Regions from separate parts of the Homo sapiens genome. Here region 2 is linked to region 1. A link is an interaction called in ENCODE POLR2A ChIA-PET data of the cell type or tissue named here. Cell type or tissue: B cell. All regions are shown on one strand. Each heading gives the region's core, and the rest is flanking DNA. Links, peaks and the distances in the headings are about the cores only.

What was found. Peaks named below come from ENCODE experiments on the same cell type or tissue, not always from the same donor. Only the 100,000 strongest peaks of a DNase experiment are listed, where the experiment ranks them.
Region 2: POLR2A ChIA-PET joins it to region 1 with 6 read pairs; 4 of 35 experiments call an interaction of 5 or more read pairs at or near these places.

What each region holds. Positions count from the first base shown.
Region 1 is chr7:25,084,262-25,092,490 of GRCh38, reverse strand. No RefSeq gene overlaps it. Among named protein-coding and RNA genes, the nearest start is that of CYCS, 37 kb to the left of the region's middle. In B cell, for the core only: no CTCF peak of the experiment used is centred there; a DNase peak (open chromatin) is centred at 4,440.
Region 2 is chr7:24,773,790-24,782,018 of GRCh38, reverse strand. It overlaps LOC124901820 (translation initiation factor IF-2-like), which reads left to right and starts at 7,834. Exons shown (of 3, transcript XM_047421177.1): 1 at 7,834-8,001. The coding sequence starts at 7,834. It also overlaps a transcript of GSDME not described here. In B cell, for the core only: no CTCF peak of the experiment used is centred there; no DNase peak of the experiment used is centred there.

The sequences.
Region 1 (8,229 bases), core at 2,320-6,319:
AGCTATATTTTTCCTACCAAACAAGGCTGCCTCCCAATTTTAATAGGATGTGGTAAAAATAATTTCGTAGATGGTAAAGAGCTACAGAATCGAATCCTGATTAAGTACAGCATGCTCTACTCCCCTGCTCCTGAATGCCAAGAAGCCCTAGGCACTTCCACACGTCTTATGTGTGTCACTTTCTTTGGGTTTCTATTAGCACAAGTTTAGATCACAACATTTTCAGAGCTGGTAAATCAACTGATTTGCTTGCATTTGAGCAGGAAACGTAGGCTGAGTACCTTATGGCCAATCGGTTCTCACTGCAAAAGGGCAAACCAAATTGCATCACTGGCTACACTGGAACCAGAGGAAGAAGACGACTTCAATGAAGAACTCAGACCATTGTCTGAGTGGGCTCACATGCTGGCTCCATTCAAACAAACCTGTTCTAGCACAGCTCAAATTGGCCCCTCTCTGTCCTTAGCAAAGCATAGGAGAGAGGATGTATTTCACCTTGGTAGCCACATCAGGTGACAGATTTTAATCCCCTGGGGAAAATACTCAAGATTAATGTGGCCAGTTGGGTGACAGTGCTGAATTACCTCACGCTCAGATTTCTTTCACAGATCAAGTGCTAATTAACATGATATAGACCAGTGACATATTGTAGCTATGGTAATTTCCAGGAAAAAGTCCATGCCTATGTATATACGTATATATATGTACGTTCCTACATATATATAAAAGTACATATATATAATTTTCTTTTTAAAAATTTACCCTTTTAACATTTGTTTTAAAAATTATCTTAAGCAGAATCATATGAGTTTACTAATATTATATTCTGTATTTCAGCTTTTAAAAATCCTGGGTCTTCCGTTTAACAAAATTTAACAAGATTTGCCAATCTTGCCTTTGTTCACGACCAATATTCCCCAAAGCCCCTGGTTTCACTAACACTAATTATAAATGGGCTTTTGATGGTTCAACTGTTCCCTATGGCAAGATGAAAAGGCTTCCAGAGAGAAGGCAAATCTCAGATTCTTTGTCCTTGTATCCTTTTTCTTCTCTCAGAAGTGCTTTTACCTGACATCTCAAGAGTTAGAAATTCACAATCTAGTAGAAAAAGTAACACCCACTACCAGATTAACAATTAATTCAGCACTGCCCACGGAGTGAATCACAGGATTTCCAGTAGTGCACAGAATACTCAATGGGACTTCACTGCTGGCTGTAGCTAATATAGCTGGGGAGAAGTCCAGGAACAGAATTAAGAAAAGGAAGGAAGTTTCTCTTGTGAGGACAGTCAAGCAGGTTTAATGCATCCTTAAAATTACACATTTTAAATGATTAGTATTTAAAGAGAAAATGTATATGATTCTCTCTTTCATAATTCTAAGATTTTCAGTCTTCATTTTCTTATCTGTCTCCTTTTTGATCTGTAAAAAACCACATTTTATCCAGAGAAGCCTGGGAGATGGGTCAAAGGTTTGTGCCCTGCCTCAGAAATTTTCAACATCAGCTCACAGTCACATATGTCAGCAGCTGTTGCACCTTGCACTTGAGTTAGGGGGCCGTCTTCTAAATCAGGACTTCCCTAGGGCACATGAGAAGCCAAGGGCAAGAAGAGCTCATTTTTCAGGCGTCTTTCTGATCATATTAGAAATGTTTAAAATAAGGACAGGCTCTGATATCATTAGATTTAAGGCCCGAATGTCATTTCAGTCTCAAGAGGACTCTTAAAAATAGGCCATTATATGGAGAGCACTTGCAAGGCTCCAGGGGAAAAGGTGCTCAGAGTAAAAAGGATTATGATATTTAACAGGCACATTTTGCACATTCTAAGAAGTTGGGGGCGAGGGAGAAGCATTACCAAGTCCATCATTGTGCATATATTACAGCATATAAAGGTTGCCATTGTACTTGAGTTTGAGTTTCCGTCTGTCAAGGTTACATTGACACACGTACATTTGCTATCAGGAATGTCTGGACTCCCTTGACAATGAGAAAAGAAAACACTTCTGTGCTTATGGTTGTTGGTAACAATAATGGGGTTGAAATCTGTCAAAGCTGGGGGTGAATGGTGAGGAGGGCCCTTGCACTAAGTCACATATAGTTAAGCTGTGAGTGGCGCACTTGGGAGGGTGTGTTATCCTATCCCACAAAAGAGGAGGGCTGACTTGTGTACCTAGCATTCAGCAGCTTCAGGGTCTTTTCCTGTCACTGCAATTTTCTATACGTGATCTTTAGAGTTTTCACTATTACAGCTTTTCTATCTCTAATAATGGAGCAATCTAGCTTCTTCACATTTGTGTTGATAGTGTGTTATGTGTACTTGTTCTGGCCTGATCTAGCAAATGAAGTTTGCTAGCTGTCCTCTAGCAAACACACTGAAATGCAACATTCACCTCAAGACCTTTGCTAAAGATGTTTTTCTTCCTTGAGACAAAGTGTTGCTCTGTCCCCCAGGCTAGAGTGCAGTGGTGCGATCTCTGCTCACTGCAGCCTCTGCCTCCCAGGTTCATGCTATTCTCCTGCCTCAGCCTCTCAAGTAGCTGGGATTATAGGCGTGTGCCACTATACCTGGCTATAATTTTTGTATTTTTTAGTAGAGACGGAGTTTCACCATATTGACCTGGCTGGTCTTGAACTCCTGACCTCAAGTGATGCACCCACCTCAGCCTCCCAAAGTGCTGGGATTATAGGACAGGTATGAGCCACTGCTTCTGGCCTAAAGATTTGATCAAAAAGACAGAAAGCTCTGTGACTTTGGTGAGCCTTTGAGCCTCTGTTTACTTGTGAGAATGATATTCATAATATCCACTTCTTATGGTTGTGATAACATGATAGGACTGTAGTTTGGATTATCTGGGTCTTTTTTAAAGCTAGAAAAAAAAGTCTGGCTAGGCACGGTGGCTCATGCCTATAATCCCAGTACTTTGGGAGGCCAAGGTGGGCGGATCGCCTGAGGTCAGGAGTTCAAGACCAGCCTGGCCAACATGGTAAAACCCCGTCACTACTAAAAATACAAAAATTAGCCCAGCATGGTAGCAGGCGCCTGTAATCCCAGCTACTCAGGAGGCTGAGGCAGGAGAATTGCTTGACCCTGGGAGGCGGAGGTTGCAGTGAGCTGAGGTCGCACCATTGCACTCCAGCCTGAGCGACAGAGCAAGACTCCATCTTAAAAAAAAAAAAAGAAAAAGAAAAAAAAATTCCTCTGAAAGTTCCTGGCAGTCTTTTGTCTCTAGAAGTAGAGGAGCTATCGATCCACCTTTGGAGGAGTCTTGCTTTATTTTGAAAAGAAAAAAACACCAGAAGGGACAATTTTACTTTAAAAACAGCAAATCTCCGGTATAAGTGCGTTTGTATATACAGTGATGCGCCACTTAACGATGGGAATATGTTCTGAGAAATGCATAGTTAGGTGATTTCATCATTGTATGAACATCATACAGTGTACTTACACAAACCTAGGTAGTGTAGGTTTAGTAAAGGCTACTGCACACCCAGGCTAGATGCTATAGCCTATTGCTCCTAGGCTACAAACCTGTATGGCATGGTACTCTACTGAATTCTGTAGGCAATTATAACACAACAGCAAGTATTTGTGTATCTGAACATATCCAAACATAGAAAGGGTACAGTAAAAATATGGTATTACGATCTTATGGAACCATAGTTGTATAGGTGGCTCGCCATTGGCCAAAATGTCATGCAGCATATGACTGTACTAATGCATTTAATCTTTCCAACATTTAGAATTGTTATATTTATTTGATTTAACAAGTATTTAGTTGCACTTATATGCCAGTTATTGATCTAAGTGCTTTGCAAATTTTAACCCATTCGATCTTCATAGCAACTCATATTACAGGTATGAAGTAAAATCACTTGCTCAAGGCTGCATAGCTAATAGGGAACAGGCCAGGATTCACACTCAGGTAGGCTAGCAGCAGAGCCCGTGCACTTAGCCACTCTGCCACACCCCAGACGCTCTGAGTGTAGTGTCTGCCCTGTTTACCACCATATCCTAGCCCCTAGAAAAGTAACTGGACTCTAGCAGGCACTCCAATATTGATTGAGCCTGGCTGCCTGGCACCATTCTAAAACACTTTATCCGTAACAACTAGCCTAATTGTTTTAACAACCCTGTAATACATAGCTACTGTTATTAGACTGAGCACAACATTTATCACCCTAACCAGGATATTATTAATAATCATAGTGGAAGAACAAGGGTAAGCCAGGACTGTCCCAAGCGAGCCAGGACATATACCAACCTGTATTATTATTACTGTGACTATACAGATGATGAAAGGGAAGCAAAGGGAGGTTAGTTCACTTGCCAAGATCACATATTGGTGAGTGATGGCATCAGGATTGGAAACCAGATAGTTGGACACCAGAGGCTTCAGTGGTGACCCTTCAATGGGGAAGTGAAACTTAGAGAGGTGGAGCATCTTCTTCAATGTTACACAACCAGGTAGCCCCAAATCCCGTGCTATTTCTGTTATACATACTTCCCCTTCTAAGGCATTTATACCACAGAGATCATTCATGAACCTCTTAGTCTTCCAAACCACCTTTGAAGAAAGAAGTGCTCTGAAGGAAATAAGCACTCTCCATACATGGGAATGGGTTTTGCTAAAACCTGTGGGAAAATATTCAGGCAATATTTATTACATATTAACTCACAAATATTTGGGATTTCCAGATATCTTTCTGTTATTGATTACTAGTTTAATTATCTCCTGATCAGAGAACACACTTTGTGTGATTTCAATTCTTCTCAATGTGTTGATTGTTTTATGAACCAGAAAATGGTTTATCTTGGTGAACGTTTCACGTGCACTTGAAAAGAGTGTGTGTCCTGCTAAGGTTGGGTAGAGAGTTCTAGAAATGGCAGTTAGATCCAGTTACTTGACAGTGTTGTTCAGGTGTTCTCTTTCTTTGATCAGTTTCTGTCTACTTATTCTAACAATTACTGAGAGGAGTGTTAAAGACAATTATAATTGTGAATTTGTCTCTTCTTCCTTGCTGTTTCATTGGTTTTTGCTCCTGCAATTTGAAACTCTGCTATTAGGTGTGTACACAGTTACGATTGTTATGTGGTCCTGGAGAATTCTCCTTTATCATGATGTAATCTCACTCTTAACTTGTTAAATTTTAATTTAATTTTATATTTTAGGGACAGGCTCTCGTCCTGTTGCCCAGGCTAGAATTCAGTGGTGCAATCATAGCTCACTGCAGCCTCGAGTTGGGCTCGTATGTTTCTCCCACCTCAGCCTCCCAAAGTGTTGGGAATATAGGCATGAGCCTCTGTGCCCAGTTTATAATTGGGTCTTGTTTTTCATGCAGTATGACAATATCTTTTAATTGGTATATTCAGATCATTTATATTTAATGTAATGATTGATGTGGTAGGATTTTTGTCCACAATTATTATTTTGTTATTTGTTTGTTGCTCTGTTTTTTGTTTCTCTGTTCTCCCTGTGCTGCCTTCTTCTGCGTTCTTGGAATACTTTTTGGTATTTCATTTTAATGTATCTTTTGAATTTTTGTCTATATCTCTGCATTTTTTTCTTTTAGTGATTACTCTAGGGCTTATAATTACATTTCTAAGCTTTCATAGTTTATTTAGCATAATTTTTTTTTTTTGAGACAGAGTCTTGCTCTGTTGCCCAGGCTGGAGTGCAGTGGCACGATCTTGGCTCACTGCAAGCTCCGCCTCCCAGGTTCACGCCATTCTCCTGTCTCAGCCTCCTGAGTAGCTGGGACTACAAGCACCTGCCACCACGCCCGGCTAATTTTTGTATTTTTAGTAGAGACGGGGTTTCACCGTGTTAGCCAGGATGGTCTCGATCTCCTGACCTTGTGATCCACCCGCCTCAGCCTCCCAAAGTGCTGGAATTACAGGCATGTGCCACCGTGCCCGGCCAGCATTAATATTTACAAGGCCAAGTAAAATGTAGAAGGCTTGCAATTGTATATAGACTTCTTTGAACCACCTCCCCCTAGAATTTTGTGTTATAGTTGTCACATATATTACATGCATTACATTGAAAATCCCACCACATAATTTTATAATTTTTTGTTTTCAGTAGTCATAAATATTTTAAAAGGCTTAAGAGGAAAAAATAATTATATATATACACACACATATATACATACATATACATATGTACATATACAGATTCATACATATATATAAATATATATATATAAATATATATATATGACAAAACAGACAGCTCTCATTCCTGTTACTTTGTCTTCACTCTTGAAGATACAGATTTCTCTCTGGTATTATTTCCCTTTCCCCTGAAGGACTTGCTTTAGCATTTCTTTTAGAGGAGGTCTGCTGGAGACACATTTCTTTAGTTTTCCTCCTCTTAGAATGTCTTTATTTCACCTTCATTCTGAAAAGCTATTTTTTCAGGATATAAAATCCTAAGTTGACAATTCTTTTCCCTCATCACTTAAAAAATATGTTGTGGTTCCATAGTTTCTGATGAGAATTCATGATGATTCCCCTGTGTGTAACATGTCATTTTTCTATAGCTGCTTTTCGATTTTTTTTTTTTTTTTTTTTTTGAGACAGAGTTTCACTCTTGTTGCCCAGGCTGGAGTGCACCATCTCAGCTCACTGCAGCCTCCACCTCCTGGGTTCAAGCAATTCTCCTGCCCTCAGCCTCCCGAGTAGCTGGGACTATAGGCGTGCACCACTACCCCTGGCTAATTTTCTTTTATTTTCTTTTTTTTTTTTTATTTTGAGACGGAGTCTTGCTCTGTCGCCAAGCTGGAGTGCAGTGGCATGATCTTGGCTCACTGCAACCTCTGCCTCCCAGGTTTAAGTGATCCTCCTGCCTCAGCCTCCCAAGTAGCTGGGACTACGGGCATGTGCCACTATGCCCAGCTAATTTTTGTATTTTTAGTAGAGACAGGGTTTCACCATGTTGGCCAGGATGGTCTCGATCTCTTGACCTTGTGATCCACCCACCTTGGCCTCCCAAAGTGCTGGGATTACAGGTGTGAGCCACTGCACCCAGCCCAGATTTTTTTTTTTTAATTTCAGAAATTTCATTATGGTGTGTTTAGACATGGTTTCCTTTCCATTCATTCTGTTTGGGGATGACCAAGATATTTGAATCTGTAAGTGTATGTTTTTCATCAGATTTGAGAAGTTTTCAGCCATTTTCTTTTTAATATCTTTTTCTCCCCCCAGTTTTTTAACTTCTTCTGGGATCCTAATGATAAGTATTTGACCTTTCAATAATGCCTGTATTAGTCAGTGTTCTCCAAAGAAACAGAATCAATTGAATCTATCTATCTATCTATCTATCTATCTATCTATCTATCTATCTAATCAGAGATTTAGTACAAGAATTGGCTTACATGGTTATGAAGGCTGAGAAGTCTCATGATCTGTTGTCTGCAAGCTGCAGAAGCAGGAAAGCTGGTGATGTAATTCATCTGAGTACAAAGGCCTGAGAACTAAGGGAGCCAATGGGATAAGCTCAGATCAAGTCCAAAGGCCCAAGAAGCAGCAGCAATATCTGAGGGCCAGAGAAGATGGATATCTCAGTTCAAACAGCAGTGAATCAGCCTTTCCTCAGCATTTTTGTTCTATTCATGCCCTTAATGGATTGGATGACGTTCACCCATATCGGTGAGGGTAATCTTCTTTACTCAGTCTACCGATTCAAATGTTAATCTCTTCCAGAATCACACCTTCACAAACACACCCAGAAATGTTTTAGTAACTATCTGGGCATCCATTAACTCAGTCAAGTTGACATATTGAAATTAATCATCACAGTGCATACATATCCGAGAGTCTCGGTTTATTTTTTTCAGTCTTTTTACTTTCTGCTCTTTATATTAAAACATTTTCATTGACCTATCTTTAAGTTCACTGATTCTTTTCTCCATCCTGTTATTGAGCATATTCAGTGTACTTTTTATTCCATAAATTGTAGTTTTCAGTTCTAAAATAATTGGTTTTTTCTATAGCTTCTGCATCTCCCCTGAAGAGTTCTATCTCTCGAGATAGAACTGTTTCAGGTGTGTTTGCTTTTACTTCAGATGCATGCTCGTGTAGCAGTCACATGGCTGCTTTAAAGTCGTCTTTGGGCCGGGCGCGGTGGCCTGTAATCCCAGCACTTTGGGAGGCCGAGGCGGGAGGATCACGAGGTCAGGAGATCGAGACCATCCTGGCTAACATGGTGAAACCCTGTCTCTACTGAA
Region 2 (8,229 bases), core at 2,751-6,750, 310 kb after region 1:
ATCTCAGCCATTTGGATGGCTAAAGTGGGAGGATTGCTTGAGGCCAGGAGTTTCAGACCAGCCTGGGCAACATAGCAAGACATCCTTTCTACAGAAAACAAAAAATAATTAGCTAGGTTTGGTGGCACACACCTGTAGTTCCAACTACTTGGTAGGCTGAGGTGGTTGGATTGCTTGAGCCCAGGAATTCAAGACCATAGTGAGCTATGATCAAGCCACTGAACTTCAGCCTGGACAACAGAGTGAAACCTTGTCCCCACCCCCACCCCCCAAAAGAGTGTTTTCATTAACATATAATAGGTTATTATTGATATTTTACATGAATTAATATTTTAAAATTTCTGTTTGAATTTCTAATATGATAAATATCAATAGATTTAATCCACATAAACAAACGCTCTTTGGGGTTCTTAATAGTTTTCGAAAGCATAAAGGTGCCTTAAGATCAAATAGTTTGAGAAACACAGACCTAACCAATACATACTATATGAACTGTATAGTCCTCAGCTGTACATAATATATGTAAATTGCTTATCATAGTGCCTAGTGGAGAATGAGGTGGTTTTTACTCTTTTATGAGGTGCTGTGTTGTGAATATAAATTCACCGGCCATGAGTACTGTAAGCTGCATGTCTCACGGCTTCCCCACGTGCACTTACTTCTCTTCTGTGTTAGATTGAACAACTCTCAGCCCAGATCTCCATGCCTTTGTGCATGCTGTTCCTCTTTGAGAAGTGTCTCCTCCCACATCTGCTTCCCCTTAAGACTCAGCTCCAGCACCCACACCTTCTAGACGCCTGTCTGGAGTTAGGCTGTACACCTCTCCTGCCTGTCTGTGGTCACACTGACTTGGGCAGGAGGTCATGTTGATCTCCTTGGAAAGGGACCAGAGAGGAAGATTTTGTCACTACCCATTCAGTACATCTGAGAAAGATGCGCTTTTCATGGTACATAACAATTTCCCCATCACTAGACCAATGTGTGCAAGAGCTGAAGAAACATGATGGGCCACGCCAGTGTTTCCCAAAATGGGGCCTGAGTCCCTGCGTCAAGGTCACCTGGGTACATGTTAAAATGCAGAGTCCTGGGTGAGTTAGGCCTTCTGAGGGTAGGGGCTGGAAATATGATTTTTTAAACCAAATTCTTTGAGGGAATTGGGTGATTCTTATACACACCAAACTCAGAACCAATCTTCTAGATCCTACTAGGCTCCAGAAGAGGCAGCATGCCATCTACTGGGTAGACAAAGGTCACTAAGACCCTGCTCTGCCGCTTGCGGAGTTCATGCTCTCTGGGAGAATTATACTGCATTGAGAGAGGGCGTAACCACCTGTGAATATTTACAACGCATAGAAACTTAACAAAGGGAGGAGTTAGTTCCATTTCAGGGAAGATTTCACAGAAGACATGACATTCAAGTTGCTCTGAATGGGCATTTTTCAGGCAGAGCAAGGCCACGAAGCTATCCAGGCAAGAAGGGTGTGTACAAAGCGGTAGGAGTGTGAAAATGTGTGGCACCAACAGAGAAGGGCAGAAAACAGCTCAAATCCTTTGCTTGGATGTTATGTTTCTTGGTTATGCTCAACTAAGAAACTTCCTGAATATTAATTTGGTTTTTCATCTGCTGTGTACCAGATGATAAACATGAGTTTTCTCGCCATTGGAGAGAGATTTGCACAGCCTATATTACAAATCAATAAACTGATATCCTGGTTTATACGCTGACCTTTGGCTAGGGTGTATCAATACCCCATAACTTAATCAATATATCAGGTGGCAAAATTAAGTTTCTAATATGTAACTCTAGGTCCTGGCTGTGATTTCACAAGGCGGGAACTTTGCATGGGACCTGCCAGAAGGGCCAGCCAACTTCTCGGACGTCCTGCCAGGGATGCTGGAGATGGCCTCAGCCATTTATTCATCCTCCTTCTTACTTACTTATTAGCAGAACTTTAATTCTCTTTGTATGTGGGCAGCCTTGTGCTTGAAGCAGGGCGGAGCCCCTTCCCAGCCCCAAGACCCTGATCAGGCTGAGCCTAGACAGCATTCCTGCTCCTGCCATTAGCTGCCTTCAGAATGGGCGTGGGATAAAGTTCTGGCCAATGAGATGAGGGCGAAATGTGCTGGCAGCTTTGGAAATGTTTTCCACAATCTGAGAAAGGGGCTGAAGAGAGAAGCATCTCCTTTCCAGCCTAGGGATGCTGTTGGTGTGGACTGTTTCTGCAGTCATCCTGAGGCCAAGAAGGGGCGAGCCTGAGGATGGTGCCAGGGCACTGAGGATGGCAGCGAGAGATGGTGGAAAGAGCCCAGGCTGCTGGCAATCTCTCTGAGCCTCCGAATCCACTCGCCCCAGAACTGCTCTTCCTCTGCACGTCTTGATACGTGAAATGACAGATGTATGTCTTTTCTGGTTAGGCCATTTTTAGTGGGGTTTTCTGTTTTCTTTTTTTTTCCCCTGATGAAAGCCCATTGATGGCACAACACACAGACACACACACACACACACACACACACACACACCATGTATCACTTCCCCACCCTGGGAACTGAGATAAAGGTGTAGGAATGTAGGAACAGCCATACTCCTGGGCCTCCAGAGACTCTAATACATTTATGAAACTGGAGGATTATTCAGGAACCCACCCACTTCTATCAATAAGATTAACTTTTCCTTCTCAAGAATAAGTTAATCCTCTCCACAGGGCCTGGCTGCCTCTGCCTTTGCCATTCTGCAGTTACTAACCACTTTCTTACCTGAATGTCTTTGCTCTACCTCATGGCTTCTACTCATAGCTTCTGCTGCCTAATTTCTTTCTAGATATCTTTCAGCTTCTGCATCTGACTAACCAACTTCCCGTATCTGCCTTTCAGTTATTTTAGGAAAGAGTCATAGCCTCGTATGTTAAGGCTGTTGCATCAGGCTGTCTCATCGGCTGCTGGAAGTTGGCTGCACTTGGGTCATGGGATGAGCTCCAGTCCACTCAGCTGAGGCTTAGGTGGAGGTCACATGGGACCAGCATGACAATTATCCAGGAAGACCACTTAGGAGGGAGTTGTGGGGTATGGCAGGTGTTTGAGGTTTATCTGTTCAGTACTATGGCAGCTTGCAAGATGCCCTCCAAATTTATTTTCTCCTTAATCCAAACCAACAGAGAAGCTTTGACTGGGTGCATGGTTATCCAGCTAATGACAGCATTTCCCAGATTCCTGCTAGGAGTGGCCACGTAACTGGATTCTGACTAGAAAGTCATGAGCCACAGTGGTACGTGCAGCTTCTGTGTTGGCCCTTTAAAATGAAAGAGGCCACCCCTCCGTGCTTGCCCCCCTTTCCTGCTGGCTGCCCATGGGCATAAGGATGGAAGCTGGAGCAGCTGTCTCATGCCCCAAGATGGAACCTGCATGTCGGCCAGCCAACAAGGTCGATGGGCCCTGGAACCCAACACCTGGGGCAACCAATTTGTCCCGGACTTTCCCAATTCTAGTATTGGGAAGTCCTGTGAACCAGGGACCTCCTCAGCCTTGGACAAACTGGGACAAGGGTGCAACAAAACAAAATAAAAAGTCTTCCATTTGTGATTTCTTTGTTTACTTCACACTAGCCTGTCTCTTAATACAAATACATTTGGTCTAAAGATCTTTGATGACTACTTTTTTGTTGTTGCTCAGCCTCAGGTCTGATGCTGAGGTCTGAAGCTCCCTGGCCAGGCTTCTAGGCCCCAGTGTCTGGTCTATCCATGTCTGGGTTCCAGCCTTTTGTTACAAAGGCCCCTGGGAAGGCTGAGACCTGATTGCTAGCTCTAACCTGGTCCTTCTGCTTGGATCTCTCCTTCCCTTTCTGAGTAAGAAGGGACATTTTGAAACCTATTGATAATCCATTCTAACGCCACTACAGACACACATGCACATACACAGTCTTTCTCTCTCTCTCTCTCCCTCCCCCACCATTTTCTCTCTTTCTTTGTCCCTCCATCTTTTTTTTTTCATTCCCGGCCTTTTAGAGGGAGCCTTTATGGGAAACAGATGGGAAGCTGGAGTGGATTCAAGGGCACAATATATTTGTTTTTCTTTTTTAAATCACATAATACATGTTCTTAGCAGAAAAATTGGAAAAAGAATTATGGTTTCATAAACTTTGTTTTTGCTTTTGTTTTGGAGATGGGATCTCTCTATGTTGCCCAGGCTGGCCTCAAACTCCTGGGCTCAAGCGATCCTCCTGCCTCTAACTCCTGAGTAGCTGGGACTAGGACTACAGGTGCGTGCCACTGTGCCTGGCTTTCATAAACTTTTTCAAAAAGCAAAATAAATTGCAACTACAGGACATTAGGATTTAATCTCCTTTTGTCACACCATGAGACACCACTCACATCAGAGCCTGGAAGAACACTTGAGCTAAGCTAATGATCTGGGGTTAGGTGAGGGGTGCTTCTTGGAGGCAGAGGAATTCAGGCTCAGTCTTAGGTGTGGGCTTCCTGTTCAGTGACATCACCTGCAAGGTTGGCTCCAAAATGTGCCAGTGACTTTCTGTATGTCTGCATTTTTCTAGAGGAGCTCTACTTTCAAATATCCTTTCTTCCCCTAAGAGCCATCTATAAAACCGCAAACTTCCAGTGGTTCGATTCCAAAACTTCATTTCCTACACCTCTTCTTGCATTCCAAAGCATCCCTAAAAGCCTTGGTCAGCCCATGGGTGTGGTCTCTGGTTCGGATAATATACGGGGCCAGATTATGATTGATCCATAGGCAAACTAGAGGATCGCCTATGTGGACAATTTCAGGGTGTCCAAATTATGTTGCTTGATTAAAATACTTCTCCCATTTTAGATTTTTACTGAAGAGTTCAACCCGTGTAAGGAAGCCAAGGTGTTATTTTCTATACAAGCTTCTTTCGAATTCATATATTTTTAATGGCATTTTTGTTCATTTTCTTAATCATAAAAGTAATTCGTTACTTTTAGAAATAGAGAAAATATAAACAATTATTAAAATATAATACAGTGAATATAACAATTATATTATTTATAGAACTAGAAACATTTTTAATAATTATAAGCTAAAAGGAAGAATAAACTGAAAATTTCCTGAGTTCACACCACCCCAAGAAAACACTGTTAATAGTTTGGTGCACGATTTTTTACTTTTTGGCACCATCTCTATGACTATAGGTATACACACATATAAATGAATTTCCAGTCTTTTAAGAAATGAAAGAACATAATTTGCATCCAATTTCTTCAGAAAGTAAATCACCTTTAGAGCAGGAAGTGGGAATAGTGACCTAAGAAAAAGAGAATGAGGCTGACAGAGTGCCCTTTTGATTTTCATATTACCAGGCTCATTTGCTTAATAGAACTTATACCTGCTGCAGGAAGTTTTAATTAAGGCGATCCATTAAGGATTTAATTTTAATCGAATTTTTAAATGACATAAAAACAAACTCTTGATCACATATCAAAAACCTGGTTATAAGATGAAACCTAGGATTTGCTTCAAAATAAAATAGTTGGGAGTGGGGAGCTGGGTACAGATGAAACAAGATTGCTTATATGTTGATAATTATCGAGGAGGATGGTGGACACGGGAGTTTATTACACTGATCTATCTTTTTGGTATAGGTTTGATGTTTTTCCAAAATAAAAAGTTAAAACAAGTGACAATTAAACCCAGAACTGGCTCCTGGTGACAGACACAATCTGACTCAGGTCCCTGCATCTTCTCATTTTGAAGACTTCTCTTTTCTTAGAAGTACCGCCACCACGTCCACTGTGGCCTGGACCCCAGGAGCTCTTCCATATCACAACTCCTTCTTAGCAGTGATTCTTTTTTTTTTTTTTTTTTTTTGAGATGGAGTTTCACTCTTGTTGCCTAGGCTAGAGTGCAATGGCCCGGTCTCAGGTCACTGCAACCTCTGCCTCTCAGGTTCAAGCCATTCTCCTGCCTCAGCCTTCCGAGTAGCTGGGATTACAGGCTCCCGCTACCACGCCCGGCTAATTTTTGTATTTTTAGTGGAGACGAGGTTTCACCATGTTGGTCAGGCTAGTCTCAAACTCCTGACCTCAGGCAATCAGCCCACCTCAGCCTCCGAAAGTGTTGGGATTACAGGCGTGAGCCACTGTGCCTGGCCTTTTTTTTTTTTTTTTTTTTTTTGAGATGGAATCTCACTCTGTCACCCAGGCTGGAGTGCAGTGGCATGATCTTGGCTCACTGCAACTTCCACCTCCTGGGTTCAAGTGATTCTCCCACCTCAGCCTCCCAACTAGCTGGGATTACAAGTGCCCGCCACCACGCCCAGCTAATTTTTGTATTTTGAGTATAGACGGGGTTTCACCATGTTGGCCAGGCTGGTCTCAAACTCCTGACCTCGAGCAATCCGCCCAGCTTCAGCCTCCCACCTCCTATAGTGCTGGGATTACAGGCGTGAGCCACCGCGCTGGCCCTTAGCAGAGATTCTGAGAGGCTGCTTGGGGCAGGCAGGTAGGGAAGGAGGACAGCAACCTCAAGGCGTCCCCAGCAGCTCCTTGCAAGCTTGAAGGATCATCAAATCCTGTCACTTCACACGTTTGTGTTGATTTTGCATTCCAAGCGATATGATTTTTAGGCAAATTAGTTAACATATCTGAGCTTTAGCTTCCTAATTAAACGGATATCATCACACTGATTTTATAGTACAGAAATTAGTAAAATAACATATATCAAAAAATTAACTAGCAGTGTACTGGACATAGCAAATGATCAACATCCATCACCTTCCTGTTTCCTGAGTTACTAAGAAATCTGAAAGAAGGTCTTTGCTTTCCTAGACTTACGATAGAGTTCAGAAGTTAATGTGTCCATATAATATTTTGTAACAGCATGAGAAAAATGTACCAACAGACTTGGTATTGGAATTCCTCTTGGGAAAGGAACTGTTTTTGTTGGGAAATTTAATTTGATGAAACACTGCGGGTGAAATATGACACCCCAAAGGTATGGATCACCAGAAGACAAAGAAACCACAGAGATGGCAAAATCCCAGGGCCACCTATTATGCATTATTTAGTTGCTTGTTTTGCTTCCTTGCAAACTCCATTTCCCCCAGCATTCAGAAACATCCCCCATACACACATGCCTTGTGTGGGTAGTATTTGTGTAAATGAAAGACAGGGGCTGGGTTTCACATCTGCATCAGCTCTAAAGAAAGGAAAGTGTTATGGCCGGGTGCAGTGGCTCACACCTGTAATCCCAGCCCTTTGGGAGGCCGAGTTGGGCGAATCATGAGGTCAGGAGTTCAAGACCAGCCTGACCAACATGGTGAAACCCCGTCTCTACTAAAAATACAAAAATTAGCCAGGTGTGGTGGCATGCGCCTGTAATCCCAGCTACTCAGGAAGCTGAGGCAGGAGAATTGCTTGAACCTGGGAGGCAGAGGTTGCAGTGAGCAGAGATCGTACCACCACACTCAAGCCTGGGTGACAGAGCGAGACTCCATCTTAAATAAATAAATATATAATTAATTTAAAAAAATTTTTTTTAAAAAAGGAAGGAGTTGGTAAGCATGAGTAAGTTTGCAGACCCAGGATCTTAAAGCCAGACGTGGCACAAAATTGAAGTTGTGGGAAAAGCATGAAGTATTTTGGGAGGTCCTGGGCCTTCTTCGAGGGCTTAAGGTGAAAGATGGACAGGAAGGAAGGAAGGGAGGGAGGAAGGGAGGGAGGGAGGGAAGAAGGAAGGGAGGGAGGAAGGGAGGGAGGGAGGGAGGAAGGGAGGGAGGGAGGGAAGAAGGGAGGGAGGGAGGGAGAGGGAAGACAGACCAATAAAGTGAATATGATACTGTTCATGTTAAGGAGCAAATGAGTGATGCCAACAGGAAATGACGTGGAAAGAGATGACTTCTTTGGAGCAGCCATGATGGAGTTAGAAAGGAGTTGGAGGATGAGCAGGGCCTGGGAGTCCCTCATCGCTCAGACTGTACTGATACAGGAGTCTCTCAGAAAGACAACATTTTCTCCTCCTAAAGGAAGCAGGGTAAATGTTTTTATATTCTAGATTTCACATACCTTCAAAAGACATTTGTGCATCTAAGAGACACACCTCTATGTAAACACAGGAAAATTTAAAAGAAATTGGAAATTGTGAAAAAGCAAGGATGTGGTTATGCTGGGAACTAGGAAAGATGTGGTTGCAGCATTTGAGCTTTCTGGTAACCTCAGGAAGGAGGGGTCAAGAACTTTCCATAGCAGACAAATGGAGTTA